2 separate regions of the Homo sapiens genome follow, and region 1 is linked to region 2. Evidence: read pairs that join two places in POLR2A ChIA-PET (ENCODE). Cell type or tissue: OCI-LY7. All regions are shown on one strand. Links, peaks and the distances in the headings refer to the core of each region. The heading gives the core; the rest is flanking DNA.

The links. Peaks named below come from ENCODE experiments on the same cell type or tissue, not always from the same donor. Only the 100,000 strongest peaks of a DNase experiment are listed, where the experiment ranks them.
Region 1: POLR2A ChIA-PET joins it to region 2 with 11 read pairs; 2 of 35 experiments call an interaction of 5 or more read pairs at or near these places.

The regions. Positions count from the first base shown.
Region 1 is chr2:69,319,933-69,326,983 of GRCh38, reverse strand. It overlaps GFPT1 (glutamine--fructose-6-phosphate transaminase 1), which reads left to right. Exons shown (of 20, transcript NM_001244710.2): 19 at 1-70; 20 at 751-7,051. The coding sequence ends at 795. Among named protein-coding and RNA genes, the nearest start is that of GFPT1, 64 kb to the left of the region's middle. In OCI-LY7, for the core only: no CTCF peak of the experiment used is centred there; no DNase peak of the experiment used is centred there.
Region 2 is chr2:70,120,763-70,127,813 of GRCh38, reverse strand. It overlaps LINC01816 (long intergenic non-protein coding RNA 1816), which reads left to right and starts at 2,498. Exons shown (of 2, transcript NR_024444.1): 1 at 2,498-2,768; 2 at 3,389-3,778. RefSeq lists a silencer at 2,583-2,877 and enhancers at 3,204-4,009, 4,010-4,815, 6,631-6,730. In OCI-LY7, for the core only: no CTCF peak of the experiment used is centred there; DNase peaks (open chromatin) are centred at 2,603, 3,243 and 3,613; H3K4me3 peaks cover 2,870 bases; H3K27ac peaks cover 4,000 bases.

The DNA of each region.
Region 1 (7,051 bases), core at 1,870-5,869, 800 kb after region 2:
GCAGGGCATTCTCAGCGTGATCCCTTTACAGTTGCTGGCTTTCCACCTTGCTGTGCTGAGAGGCTATGATGTAAGTCATCTACCACTGCAGAAATCTTGGGATGGTTTTTTACCTGGATACATTCTGATTTTTTTCTCCTAAATTTTTAACAATAGTGTTTGAGAAATCTATCAAATATATATCTGTCACCTGTTATATTTTCATGGCCCAATTTGTAGGTTACATCACAACATCTTCTTACCCATAGAACTTGAAGGAACCTTGGGGTTCACCTCCAAGATTGTGACTCACCTTGGGTAGTCTCCACCTGTTTTCTTAATATAACCTCTATCTCTTAACAGGGCAGCTATTGGCATTTGGCAGGACAATTCTTTTTTGTTTGGAACTGTCCCACACATTGAAGACTTTGTAGCATTCCTGGTTTCTCAGCCATTGTGGCAACCAAAACATAGTGCTTTTGTTTTTAGTGTCCCCTATGAGGGCTACTACTTCTGTAGAGGACCACAGTAGCTCTTTCTGTGTGAACTGGCACCTTTAGAATGCTTTTTCCTAACCAATTTCAGTTTTTTTCAGGACACATTATGTGATTATATTTTCTAATCTAATTCTTTGTAGTCTGTAATAAAGATGGTTAATGAATGTATTGTTTTCTGTTTTTATAAACAAAAATAATTTGCTTATAGTAACCACCCCCTTCCCCAGTCTATATAATCTCTCAAATCTTGCTTTTTTTTTTTTTCTTTTTGCAGGTTGATTTCCCACGGAATCTTGCCAAATCTGTGACTGTAGAGTGAGGAATATCTATACAAAATGTACGAAACTGTATGATTAAGCAACACAAGACACCTTTTGTATTTAAAACCTTGATTTAAAATATCACCCCTTGAAGCCTTTTTTTAGTAAATCCTTATTTATATATCAGTTATAATTATTCCACTCAATATGTGATTTTTGTGAAGTTACCTCTTACATTTTCCCAGTAATTTGTGGAGGACTTTGAATAATGGAATCTATATTGGAATCTGTATCAGAAAGATTCTAGCTATTATTTTCTTTAAAGAATGCTGGGTGTTGCATTTCTGGACCCTCCACTTCAATCTGAGAAGACAATATGTTTCTAAAAATTGGTACTTGTTTCACCATACTTCATTCAGACCAGTGAAAGAGTAGTGCATTTAATTGGAGTATCTAAAGCCAGTGGCAGTGTATGCTCATACTTGGACAGTTAGGGAAGGGTTTGCCAAGTTTTAAGAGAAGATGTGATTTATTTTGAAATTTGTTTCTGTTTTGTTTTTAAATCAAACTGTAAAACTTAAAACTGAAAAATTTTATTGGTAGGATTTATATCTAAGTTTGGTTAGCCTTAGTTTCTCAGACTTGTTGTCTATTATCTGTAGGTGGAAGAAATTTAGGAAGCGAAATATTACAGTAGTGCATTGGTGGGTCTCAATCCTTAACATATTTGCACAATTTTATAGCACAAACTTTAAATTCAAGCTGCTTTGGACAACTGACAATATGATTTTAAATTTGAAGATGGGATGTGTACATGTTGGGTATCCTACTACTTTGTGTTTTCATCTCCTAAAAGTGGTTTTTATTTCCTTGTATCTGTAGTCTTTTATTTTTTAAATGACTGCTGAATGACATATTTTATCTTGTTCTTTAAAATCACAACACAGAGCTGCTATTAAATTAATATTGATATATTCAGTATTCTCTTCAACTTTGTCACGAGGAAGAATTTCCTGTAGTTAATTTTAACTTTCCTTCATTACATTGTTGCATAAAACTAGTCCCTTAGTGCCAGTTTGGAAGTTACTTGCAATTGTTTGGAAGATTTGCAGGTCGCTGACCTCATCATTTCACTCTAAGTATATGTGGTAGGCTAAGCTCAGAAAAAGGTATGTATGCTTTACACTGATAGGCACCAAATTTAGTATTGTATCCTAAGTATTTTTCCTCTTCTGTATTTTCTGTGCTCTACCCCTGAAATATATTTAGGAATAAAGAAGATATAAATAAAGTGATATTGGGGTATGTTCAGCTTGTAAGTGTCAGAAATGGAAGTTGACAATTTGGATTAAAATATTTAAAGTAGAATGTTATTATTTGATACCCCCAAAATTGTGAGTAATAATTTCTTAATGGAGCTTTTCTGGCCAGATCTTCAGGGCTATAGGAGAGTGTGTTTGTTTTTGGTGAAGTCCTTCTTTTTCAAAGGTTTTTACTTTTAAATTGTGAAGATAAGCTATTTAGCACAATTATTTAAGTAAGCTGTTTTTTCCTTTCTTTTCTTTCTTTTCTTGTTTTAACTTCTGGGTGAGGTTAAGATTTTCTAATAGTTATTGTTGTTGCCAGAGAAGCATAGAATTCTGCTTGTGTCTTAGGGTTAGAGAAAGATTTGTTATATTTTGAGGTAATTTGGAAGGACTTTCATACATGGTGACTAGAAACCTGATCTTTTTAAGAATAAAATAGGGTCACTATTTACATTATATATAATATATGGCTATTATAGCTATATTAATCTACTTTAATTGTTTCTAAGATTATTTTGTGTAAGTCAGCTAGCGTGTGTATAGTGTCATTTCTTATGTTTTGTATATTAACGTTTTACAAACACAATTTGTGTGGGTTTGTAGCATTTCTTATAGTTTAAAGTATGATTCAGCATTCTAAGTTAAAACTAATATGTGAAGTCAGTCATTAGTCTGCATAATCTCTGTCTCCCTCTGTGTGTGTCTTTCTATAAAGCACATGTGTACACACACACACACAAATATACTGAAAGCTAGGGTAAGTTCTAAACTGAATATCAAAAACCAAAATCAAGAACAAAGAAGTGATATTTTCCAAACAAACATGGATTCTCTGCCGGGTGCAGTGGCTCAGCCTGTAATACCAGCCTCCACTTTGGGAGTCTGAGGTGGGAGTATTGCTTGAGCTCAAGAGTTGGAGAACAGCCTGGGCAACATGGTGAGACCTGGTCTTTACAAAAATTTTTTTGGCCGGACGCAGTGGCTCACACCTGTAATCCCAGCACTTTGGGAGGCCGAGGCAGGTTGATCATGAGGTCAAGAGATCGAGACCATCCTGGCCAACATGGTGAAACCCCGTCTTTACTAAAAATACAAAAATTAGCTGGGAGTGGTGGCGTGCGCCTGTAGTCCCAACTACTTGGGAGGCTGAGGCAGGAGAATCGCTTGAACCCAGGAGGCGGAGGTTGCAGTGAGGCGAGATCACGCCACTACACTCCAGCCTGGCGACAGAGCAAGACTCTCTCAAAAAAAAAAAAAAAAAATTTTTTTTTTAAATGGGCTGGGCATGGTGGCTTGTGCCTGTAGTCTCAGCAACTTGGGAGGCTTAAGTAGTAGGATCGCTTGAGCCTGGGAGGTTGAGGCTGCAGTGAGCTGTGATTGTGCCACTGTGCTTCAGCTTGAGTGACAGAGTGAGACCCTCCTGACTCAAAACAAAAAACATGGTTTCTCCTCTCTCTCCTGTCTTCTTACTCTCTATCCCATTTGATGTAGTGATTTTTAAATGCTTTTGTAAGTTAATTCTTAACACAAAAGAGACATTGTAATGAGGCACACCACTAAAGTGAGCATGCCCAATTAAAACCAGTGTAATATAGGATAAGAAAATCTGATTTTTCAAAAAAGATACTCTACATAAAGAATCCTTCATATAAAAAGTTCTTTCTTGTAGTACATTTAAAGTTTTAATTCACTCATGTATAACTGAGAGTTCCTTTGAGCCCTTTTTAGGCAGGGAGGCATGTCTGTCATCTAGCGTGTGGCCCAGTAAGTGATTATTACATTGGAATCAGTTTTTCAGTCTTTTAAAATAAATTCTGTGCCATAAGAATAAAAGATAAAGAGAAAAATTAATGTTAACTATTTTTAGCTTATTATAACTATGTCAACAAGTGTTTATTAATACCTATTATGGGAAAGTCACTGTGGTTGGCATTGAAAATTACATCATCTTTAAAGCAGTATTTGTCCCCAGATGGACTCATCACTAGCAAAGACTAGGTTCATTGGAAGGCATAGGGTGAGAGAATGGGAAGATGAAGTGGAGGCGGGTTGTTAAAGTGCTGTCAGTGAGTGATTTTGTCTACTTGAATAATGGTCCATGTTTGGGGGCATATTGTGTTTCATAAGAAGTGAAAGGTATTTGCAAAGTAAGCTACAAATGACCCATAAATCTGTTAACAACAGTCCTTAATATGCAAAGATGAAAAACAAGCATTACTGCTACCCAAAGGGAACTGGTGCTTGGTGATGTGCAGATGGGGCTGTTGGTTAAGAGAGCTATTACAGGTTTTCTCTCTTAGGTTTCATAGGAGGTAGTTACTGAGATGAGATTGTTTTATCTTTTTGAATACAGATCTCTTGTCTTGAGTTAGTTCTGAGGATGGGAGTAATAAAGGAGTTTTTTGTTTTTTTGTTTGTTTGTTTGTTTTGGCTCCTTAGTAATACTCCTCTGACATTTATTTCTATTATTCTTCAAAGAAAGGAAACCAACTGAAATGTTTGCTTTAACAAACATTTTAATAAGTTCTCTGGGTTTTTTTTTCCCCTTTTAAAAAAATTAGCATATACCATAGCAATAAAAGAACTAATGTTAACTATTGTATGCTACAACTTAAGTGATTTTTCTAAAGAAGCACAATGTCATTGAAAGTATTATTGAAAAGGATCATAGTCACATTGAATTTGTGAAGGCCAAAGAAATTGAAGGGAGTGATATTTTCATTTTATGATATTCACATATTTAGTAAATTTTGTGTACAAGAATACCAGGCAGAGTGTTTTACCCATGGAAACAGGTTTCAGATTACTTTATTTTTACTGTTAGAGTCTCAAGTTTAGAAATGCTAACACTTAAATCAGTTTTTTTCTCACTATACTTGAAGATTGTTAATATTTTGATATCTTCCTAGCTTGATGAATTTAAACATATCTTCAGATCTGTGACAGTGACAGCCAATAGGACTGATAATATTAGCTTCAAACCAATAATATCCAGGGTTAAAATAAAAATCATAGTGAAAGTACGATTGTAAAATTATGCTATATTAACTTTTAAGTCTGTAATAACTTGACATCAAAATGTTATGTAATTACCATAAATAATGGCTAGCGAGAACATCTTTGGAAATTCTCAAATTACCTTTCTTACTACACTGTTTGCAGAATGAATGTAGAAATGATCCTGTTAGCTTTCTGAATGTTCTGTGGTTGAATGTGTTTTTGCTTAAATAAAGCTTTTGGTATTTGTTTAAATTACACTTCTTGAGAAGTGGAAATTTTAGGATCATCTTTGCTTTGTTTCAGTTTTGTGATTTTTGAAATGAATGTTTAGTTTACTGAGCCAGTTGGTCATTTCTTCCTCATGTCGTTAAGTCCAGTGAGTAAGCCTGAACTGTGAATAAATTACCAAAAACTTGCTTAGAATTTCATTTTGAAGCAATTTGCTAATATTTGAAGTGTATACACATTTGTAGTTATGTTAGAAATTGTATTGTACTAAGAATGTAATCAATGTCTACTTTAGTTGTAAACATTTCTGATGTCAAAACTTTATTCATTACTGTTGATTTTAAGAATAAGAAATCACTGCCTAAATATTACCAAAAGCCACTGTCTCTACCCGAACTTCCCAGTTTGGGAAAGAATCGTTAGATAAAACAAAGGCTCTGCCCTTTCTGATACCAAACTCCACAGATACTTTCTCACATCTTTTAAAACATTTTGCAATAACATATTGTTTATAGGAAGTTTACGGGGTATGCAATGATTAAAACTTTTAAGTGAATTGATAGTTGCAAAAGAAAGGATAATATTTAAGGTCAGTGAGTAGCAAGACAATCTAAAGTTTCTGTAATATCTGGCTCTCTGTTAATTATAGAGCAAAGTTTCCCTTACAGAATCCTTTTATGAACAGCAAGCTAGAGTCTATCCCTAGTGGTTATAGCACCTGCTGCGTTTTTCAGGAGACAGTTAGGCCAGGGTGATTTGAATGGATAGATGTGCTGTTTTGCCTGCTTGTAGAATTCAGCCCAGTCTTTGGTCTCTCTCTCTCTCTCCCTCCTCCACCTCTCCCTCTCTCTTCTTCTGCACCAGAGCCTAAGGCTGCGCCACCAAGATGCGTCATTTTTTCCAGAGGCTTCTTTTTTTTTTTTTTGAGATGGAGTTTTGCTCTGTTGCCCAGGCTGGCATGCAGTGCTGCAATCTTGGCTGACTGCAACTTCCACCTCCCGTGTTCACACGAGTCTTTTGCCTCAGCCTCTGGATTAGCTGGGATTACAGGCACGTGCCACCATGCCTAGCTAATTTTTGTGTTTTTAGTAGAGACGGGGTTTCACCATGTTGGCCAGGCTAGTCTCAAACTCCTGACCTTAAGTGATCTGCCCGCCTTGGCCTCCCAAAGTGCTGGGATTACAGGCATGAGTCACCGTGTCCTGCCCAGACATATCAAATTTGACAGGTATTGTATACCCTTTGGATCTTTAGGAATTAATTTTTGCCTCTGTCACTCAGCTTTGTATATTTTGAAATGGAGATAAGTATAGGGAGGTCTTGGAAGGAAAATTGCCAGAATTCCCAAACCATGTAACACTCATTGAGAATTCCAGATCCATTATATCTAAAGGGCAAGTGAAGGAAACAGTATTGTGAACTGGGTATAACTCCTTGGTTCTTAACTAGTACATTCTTAATCTGTGAGACCCAAAGGTTGATAAACAATAATTTAAGATTGTACAGTACTCTAAACGTCTGCAAAGGTCTAGATGTTATCAGTATCACTAGTTTTTATTTCTGCCAGTAGCTCCCTTTTAGGTTACATTGTTGTCCTCTTTCCAGTGTCGCATCTGTCATTGGTTTTTCACTATGGCAAGTTCATTAAAAAGCTTGCTCCATTGTTATCTTCAAGTAATGCCCATAAGGAGATGGAAGATATCTGAGACAATTAAGGCTTTAGCTTCTAGGCAAGAGAAATAACGTTGCATTAAATTTCAAGTTTCTTTCTGCTAGACTT
Region 2 (7,051 bases), core at 1,328-5,327:
TCTTATTTATTTGCAAGCACTTCCTACATAGCAAGAATAACAACATTTTGTTTTCATGTGTGTTGCAAATAGGTTTTCCCAGTTTGCCTATTGTTTTTTAACCTTGCCCGTTTGGAATAGCTTCAAGCCACATCATCTGATGGGAATGGAGGTCACCCTAACAGTGATACTGCAATGTCACTAATTCAATAACCACCAAATTTACTGCTAATAATCGCCAACATTTACTGAACATGCACCATATGCTTCATGTGCCATTAATCCACAAAATTACCCTATAAAGTAGGTACTATTTTTAGTTTCATTTTGTAGATGAAGAAACAGAAATAGGAGAGGCTAAGTAATGTGCCTAGTTACCCAGCCTAGTAAGGGATGGAATGTGGGGCTTGAACCCAGCCCTGACTCCTAAGTCCAGTTTCCAACCCTGCACTGTCCAATACAGTGACCGCAGGTAGCTATAGAGCACTTCACATGTAGCCAGCCTGATTTCAGAGACCAAGTGTAAAAAAAAGAATGTCAGATATCTCATTATTAAAAAATTTTTTTTTCAACAGGGTCTTGCTTTGTCACCCAGGCTGGAGTGCACTAGTGTGAACACAGCTCACTGCAGCCTCAACTTCCTGGGCTCAAACGATCCTCCCACCTCAGCCTTCTGAGTAGCTGGAATCACAGGTGTGTGCCACCATGCCCAGCCTCTCATTATTAATTTAAAAATTGGCCAGGTGTGATGGCTTACGCCTGTAATCTCAGCACTTTGGGAGGCTGAGGCAGGCAGATCACCTGAGGTCAAGAGTTTTGAGACCATCCTGACCAACAAGGTGAAACTCTGTCTCTACTAAAAATACAAAAATTAGCCGGGCATGATGGCATGCCTGTAATCCCAGCCACCCGGAAGGCTGAGGCAGGAGAATCGCTTGAACCCAGGAGGCTGCAGTGAGCCAAGATCGCACCACTGCACACCAGCCTGGGCAACAGAGCAAGACTCCATCTCAAAAAAAAAAAAAAAAGTGCCTACTGAAAAATTGTTAACATGATTCTGTTTACATTTCTGTTGACAGCATCTTCTATCCACTTTCCTACATAATCATCCTTCACTTGGGTGAAGACAGTCTGTGTGATCACCTGAGTCTTCTCTTCTCTAGTTATATCAAAAGGCTTGCGCCTTTTAAATCTGTTGATAAACTGAAACCTCCTTGCTTCCTGGTTTTCTTACATGAATTGAGATCATCCCAGGACCTCACTGTCTTGAACAAGCTCAGTTCTCTCCACTCTTCCTCACAGATGATTTCTCATAGGACCAAATTTTGTCATCCTTGTTGTCCACATCTCAATATTCTCCAGGTTATGGCTATCTCTATCCCTCTTGCCCTCCAAAATGAGACCACAGGCGGGGCACAGTGGCTCATGCTTGTAATCCCAACACTTTGGGAAGCCAAGGCAGGCAGATTCCTTGAGCCCAGAAGTTGGACACCAGCCTGGGCAATGAAGTGAAACCCCTTCTCTACCAAAAAAAAAAAAGAAAGAAAGAAAAGAAAATAAATTTTTAAAAAAGGGGAGACAATCCTCCAGAGAACCGTTGCAGATGTCCCAGAAAGGTGATGCTCCCAAGTGCACAGGGACAGAAAGTAGAATGGTGGTTGCCAGGAGCTGGGTAGAGGGGAATGAGGGAGTTGTTTCACGGGTACAGAGTTTCAGTTTAGGATGATGGAAGAGTTCTAGAGATGGATGATGGTGGTGAGTGCACAACCACGTGACTATTTAGTGCCACTAAACTGTACACTTAAAAATTGATTAAAATAAGCTTTATGTTGTGTACATATTACCACAAATACAATAAAAGAAATGAAGTTCTCATACGTGCTGCAGCAGGGATGAACCTTGAAAAGATTATGCTAAGTGGCCGGGCATGGTGGCTCACACGCCTGTAATTACAGCACTTTGGGAGGCTGTGGCAGGAGGATCGTTTGAGCTAAGGAGCTGGAGACCAGCGTGGGCAACATGGCGAAACCTGGTCTCTACCAAAAATACAAAAATTAGCTAGGCAGTGGTGGCAGCGCACCTGTAGTCCCAGCTATTTGGGAGGCTGAGGTGGGAGGATCACTTGAAACCCGGAGGTGGAGGTTGCAGTGAGCTGAGCGCCACTGTGCCCCAGCCTGGGCGACAGAACGAGACCGTGTCTCAAAGAAAAAAAAATAAAAAATAAAAAACCTTGTACTAAGCAAAATAAGCCGACACAGAAGGACGAATATTATATGATTCCACTTATACGAAATACCTAGAATAGGTAAATTCATTAGACAATTAGCCAAAGTGTATCAGAGGAGGTTGGGGGGATGCTGAGGGGAGGGGAAAAGAAAAAAGAAAATCAAGGGGTGGGAAGCAAATGGCTGCGGGGTAGAAGGGGAGTGGGCTGCCGCTTGGGTGTGTGGGCGTCAGGGGGAGACGGGACAGGCGATTTAGGCCCTGCGCGCAGGCGCCCCTGCGCTCCCGCCGTACGCAGCTGTCTTTGTCTGGGGCGGCGGCAGCGTGGCAGGAGCGAGGGGCGCCCCGACCCGTCCCCTCTGCCCTCCACTACCCCTGCCGGCTCCAGCCCGTCCGTGTCTCACCGTCTTTATTTAACAAAGAACGGAGAGACTATAAATGACCCTGAGCAGAGTGGCTGCGAGCAGGGCCCCTGGGGCGTCCCACGGGCGTCATCCTAGCCGCGTGAGCGCCGAGCTTGGGCACCGGGGGGGTTGGCGTGCTTGTACACTTGCTCCGTTTTCTCTGTAAGTACTAAGGATTCCCCTGCCGCCCTCTTCCTCATTTTCCACCATCCCAATTTACACAAGCATTAGTATTTTTTTTTTTTTTTTTGAGACGGCGTCTCGCTCTGTCACCCAGGCTGGAGTGCAGTGGCGCGATCTCGGCTCACTGCAAGCTCCGCCTCCCGGGTTCACGCCATTCTCCTGCCTTAGCCTCCCGTGTAGCTGGGACTACAGGCGCCCGTCACTACGCCCGGCTAACTTTTTGTATTTTTAGTAGAGACGGGGTTTCACCGTGGTCTCGATCTCCTGACCTCGTGATCCGTCCGCCTCGGCCTCCCAAAGTGCTGGGATTACAGGCGTCAGCCACGCGCCCGGCCACAAGCATTAGTATTTACTTCCGTAATTTCCCCATGCCCATGTAACATCACACACACACACACACACACACACACACACGTTTGCTTTTGTTTTCCAAGATGGCATCTAGTAGGCGCTTCTCTTTGTTTTGCTTTTCTAGTACACCGTGGAACCCCAAATCCCAGCTGGGATTCACTCTTTTCTAATGGCTGAACATTCATCCGGGGCATGAAGGCAGCTCAGTTCATTTCATCATTCCTTTGTTTCCTCTGTTTTGCCACCAGAAACTGCCGCGATGAATGTCAGTCCCCAGAGCCGGAACCGTTCCCGGTTTTCTCTACTTGGATCTGAGAACTCTGTCCCTCCAGCCCTGCGAGCGCTTTGCCAGGGTGACGGGCGGAAATGTCCCCGCATCCGTGCCTGCTTTCCCAGATGGGACCCTCCAGCAGTCCCCTCCACTGCCCGTGCTTCCTCCTAACCACTTCCCCCCAGCGACCGCGGAAGGCGCTTCCTCCCCCGCAGCGCGAGCCCCAAGCTCCTCCAGAGCCCCAGCTCTCCCCGCCCCCTTCCCGACCTTGTTTCATATGACCCCTCCCCCGCACATACTCAATTTCGTCTTCCCAAGGCGCCCACTCTCCACATCCTGATGAAAAAAAGAGCCGGCTGCTGTCCTATGTTATTGTCATACTTCTTTCCTCCCGTGCACTACACAACTTGAACAACTTTTTTTTTTCTTTTTTTGAGAAAAGGTCTCGAACTGTCGCCCAGGCTGGAGTACAGTGGCACGATGATGGCTCACTGCAGCCTCGCCCTCTCTGGGCACAGGTGATCCTCCTGCCTCAGCTTCCCAAGAAGCTGGTACTACAGGCGCGTGCCACCACTATTGGCTAATTTTAATTTTTTTTTAACCACAGGGTCTCGCTATGTTGCCCAGGCTGGTCTCGAACCCCTAGGCTCAAGGGATCCTCTCACCTCAGCCTCCCAAAGCGTGAGATTACAGGCGTGAGCCACCGCGCCCCGCGGTAAATACTATTCCAAGGAAATGGCACCTGAGTTTGAGGAGATTAATCGGGTTTACTGCAGGGAAGGAGCATTGGCCCTGGTGGCCAGAGGCAAGGGTACGAACCTGACCCTGCCCTTTCCCTGCCTGGTTCTGCCTTCAGCAAATTGTTCCACACATCTCTGGTTTCCTCCCCACATGATCCCAAGGCCCTGCTGGCTCTAGCCTTTGTGAGGCTAGAATTACAATTCCATTCCTCCCCAGCCACGCCCCATCTCTTGCTCCCTGTGCTAGCGCTTTCCCCAATCAGCCACACTTTCCTTTCCCATTCACTGAGCCTGTGGAAAGCCCTCTTATTCTGAATATCTAGATCCTATTCACCTTTGAAGACCCGACTTGGCCACGTTTCTTCCCAAAGCCTACTGCATGCCCTTTGTGGGAGGAACTGCTCTGTCCTTGCAACGCCACTGTGTGTAGTACTTTCTCTGTATCTTACCAGTGGCATCGCCCACTCTGCCTGGGGTGCTGTTCCATACTTGCCCTTCTTCCAGTGCCATCTATGTGTGTGGTAAGACCTCAGCATAGCACTTTGCCCACGGTAAAGGATATGGTTTCGGGAGTCCCAAGACCCGGGTCCACGTCCCAGCTCTGACACTAAATGTGTTATCTTGAACATGTCACATGGCCTTTCTGAGCTTAATTTCCCCAAATGTAAAATGGAAATAGTAACTTATTTCATAGTGTTGCTGTGTTGATTAGATGAGACATTATATAAGAAAATGCTTTGTGAACTGTAAAGCTATTTACACACATAAATAATAGTAAAGATAGATATTATTCAGATGCTGGCAAGAGGGATATTCTTTGCAAAACAGAATTAAAAAAAAAAAAGAAAAGAAGGCATGGTGGCTCATCTCTATAAACCCAACACTTAGCACTTAGGGAGGTCGAGGCGAGAGGATCACTTGAGCCCAGGAGTTCAAAACCAGCCTGGGCAACATAGCAAGACTCCCGTCTCTACAAAAATAAAATTAGCCTGGCATGGTGGCATGCGCCATTAATCCTAGCTATTTGGGAGCCTGAGCCCAGGAATTTGAGGTTACAGTGAATTATGATCATCCCACTGCACTGCAGCCTGAGTTGCAGAGCATCTCTTGAAAAAAAAAACAAAAATGTGGGAAAACTGTGGAAAATGAAAAAGACTTCTTGGTTGCCATCTCCAAATTTGGGGACTGATTCCTAATTATTCCTTTTAGATCAATTACCAGGTGATGTTAAATATACTGTAATAGTAAAAGCTAGAAATAATCTAACTTTTGAACAGTTGGAGGATGATGAAGTTATGGGTAATGGGAATAATATGTTATCATCAAAGTTAAATTTCTGAAGAATATTTAATGACATGGGAAACCAGTCATAATATAACATGAAAGCTAAAAAAGCAAGGTACTAAATAGTGGTGGAGAGGAGGTGTAAGAAGAGACTTTTCTCACCACCCTTCACAGCTTTCTGTTTGGCCCCTGAGTGGGGTGTCTGATGCCAGAGAACGTGGGACATATTCTAAGGCCTTAGTCTTACACAAATAGCTCACTCCCTGCCTCCCAAGAGACAGGGATTCAGAACAGGTGAACCAGGAGCCTAGAGCCTCAGGGGAGACCAAGGACTGTCCCAGATCCAGGCCCTGATTCTGTGGCCCAATGGCCTGACAATCTAAGGTCCTCTGTCTACCACTTCTTCCAGCCGGACTGTGGACCTCAAACATAACCTCTCACTTCCTGCTTTGACACTGTTTCCAGAGTGGGTTTATAGGAAAGACCTCCTCCAAAAAAGCAGGCTCCAACTACCAACACTAGAGAACTAAGCTCTAGCCAGGTGCAGTGGCTCACGCCTAATCCCAGCACTTTGGGAGGCCGAGGGGGGCAGATCACTTGAGGTCAGGAATTCAAGAGCAGCCTGGCCAACATGGCAAATCCCTGTCTCTACTTTTAAAAATACAAAAATTAGCCGAGCGTGCTGGTGTGTGCCTGTAATCCCAGCTACTTGGGAGGCTGAGGCATGAGAATTGCTTGAACCCAGGAGGCAGAGGTTGTAGTGAGCTGAGATCACACCACTACACTCCAGCCCAGGCAAGGCAACAGAGCGAGACACCGCCTCAAAAAAAAAAAAAAGAAAAGAAAAGAAAAAGAGAGAACTAAGTTCCAAAAAGAGGGGCCATGTGGGCCACAGGAGAGGACAAAAATGAGCTGTCACTGGTGGTTGGGGAAGTGCAAGGGGCTCCAGAGAGAAGGTGACATTTATGCTGGTCATGGGATGGTATTTGGCAAGTGGAGATATGATCATTAAAAGAAAGTTGTATTGTTATTATCTTACATTTCATAGTTCAGGATGGGGGAGGGGAGATGTTTTGTTTAAAATACCCTTTCTCCTCTTTTTTTTTTTTTGAGATGGAGTCTTGCACTGTCACCCAGGCTGGAGTGCAGTGGCCCGATCTCGGCTCACTGCAAGCTCTGCCTCCCGGGTTCACACCATTCTCCTGCCTCAGTCTCGCAAGTAGCTGGGACTACAGGTGCCCGCCACCACGCCTGGCTAATTTTTTTTGTATTTTTAGTAGAGACGGGGTTTCACCATGTTAGCCAGGATGGTTTCCATCTCCTGACCTCGTGATCCACCCACCTCGGCCTCCCAAACTGCTGGGATTACAGGCATGAGCCACTGCACCCGGCCCCCTTTCTCCTCTTATTAAAACTTTTATTGTAGAAAATGTGGAAAATAAAGATAAGAATATTAAAACATAAATAAATAAAGATAAGAATAAAAGTTTCCAGGCCAGGTGCAGTGGCTTACGCCTTTAATCCTAGCACTTTGGGAGGCCAAGGCGGGCGGATCACCTGAGGTCGGGAGTTCGAGACCAGCCTGACCAAAATGGAGAAACCCTGTCTCTACTAAA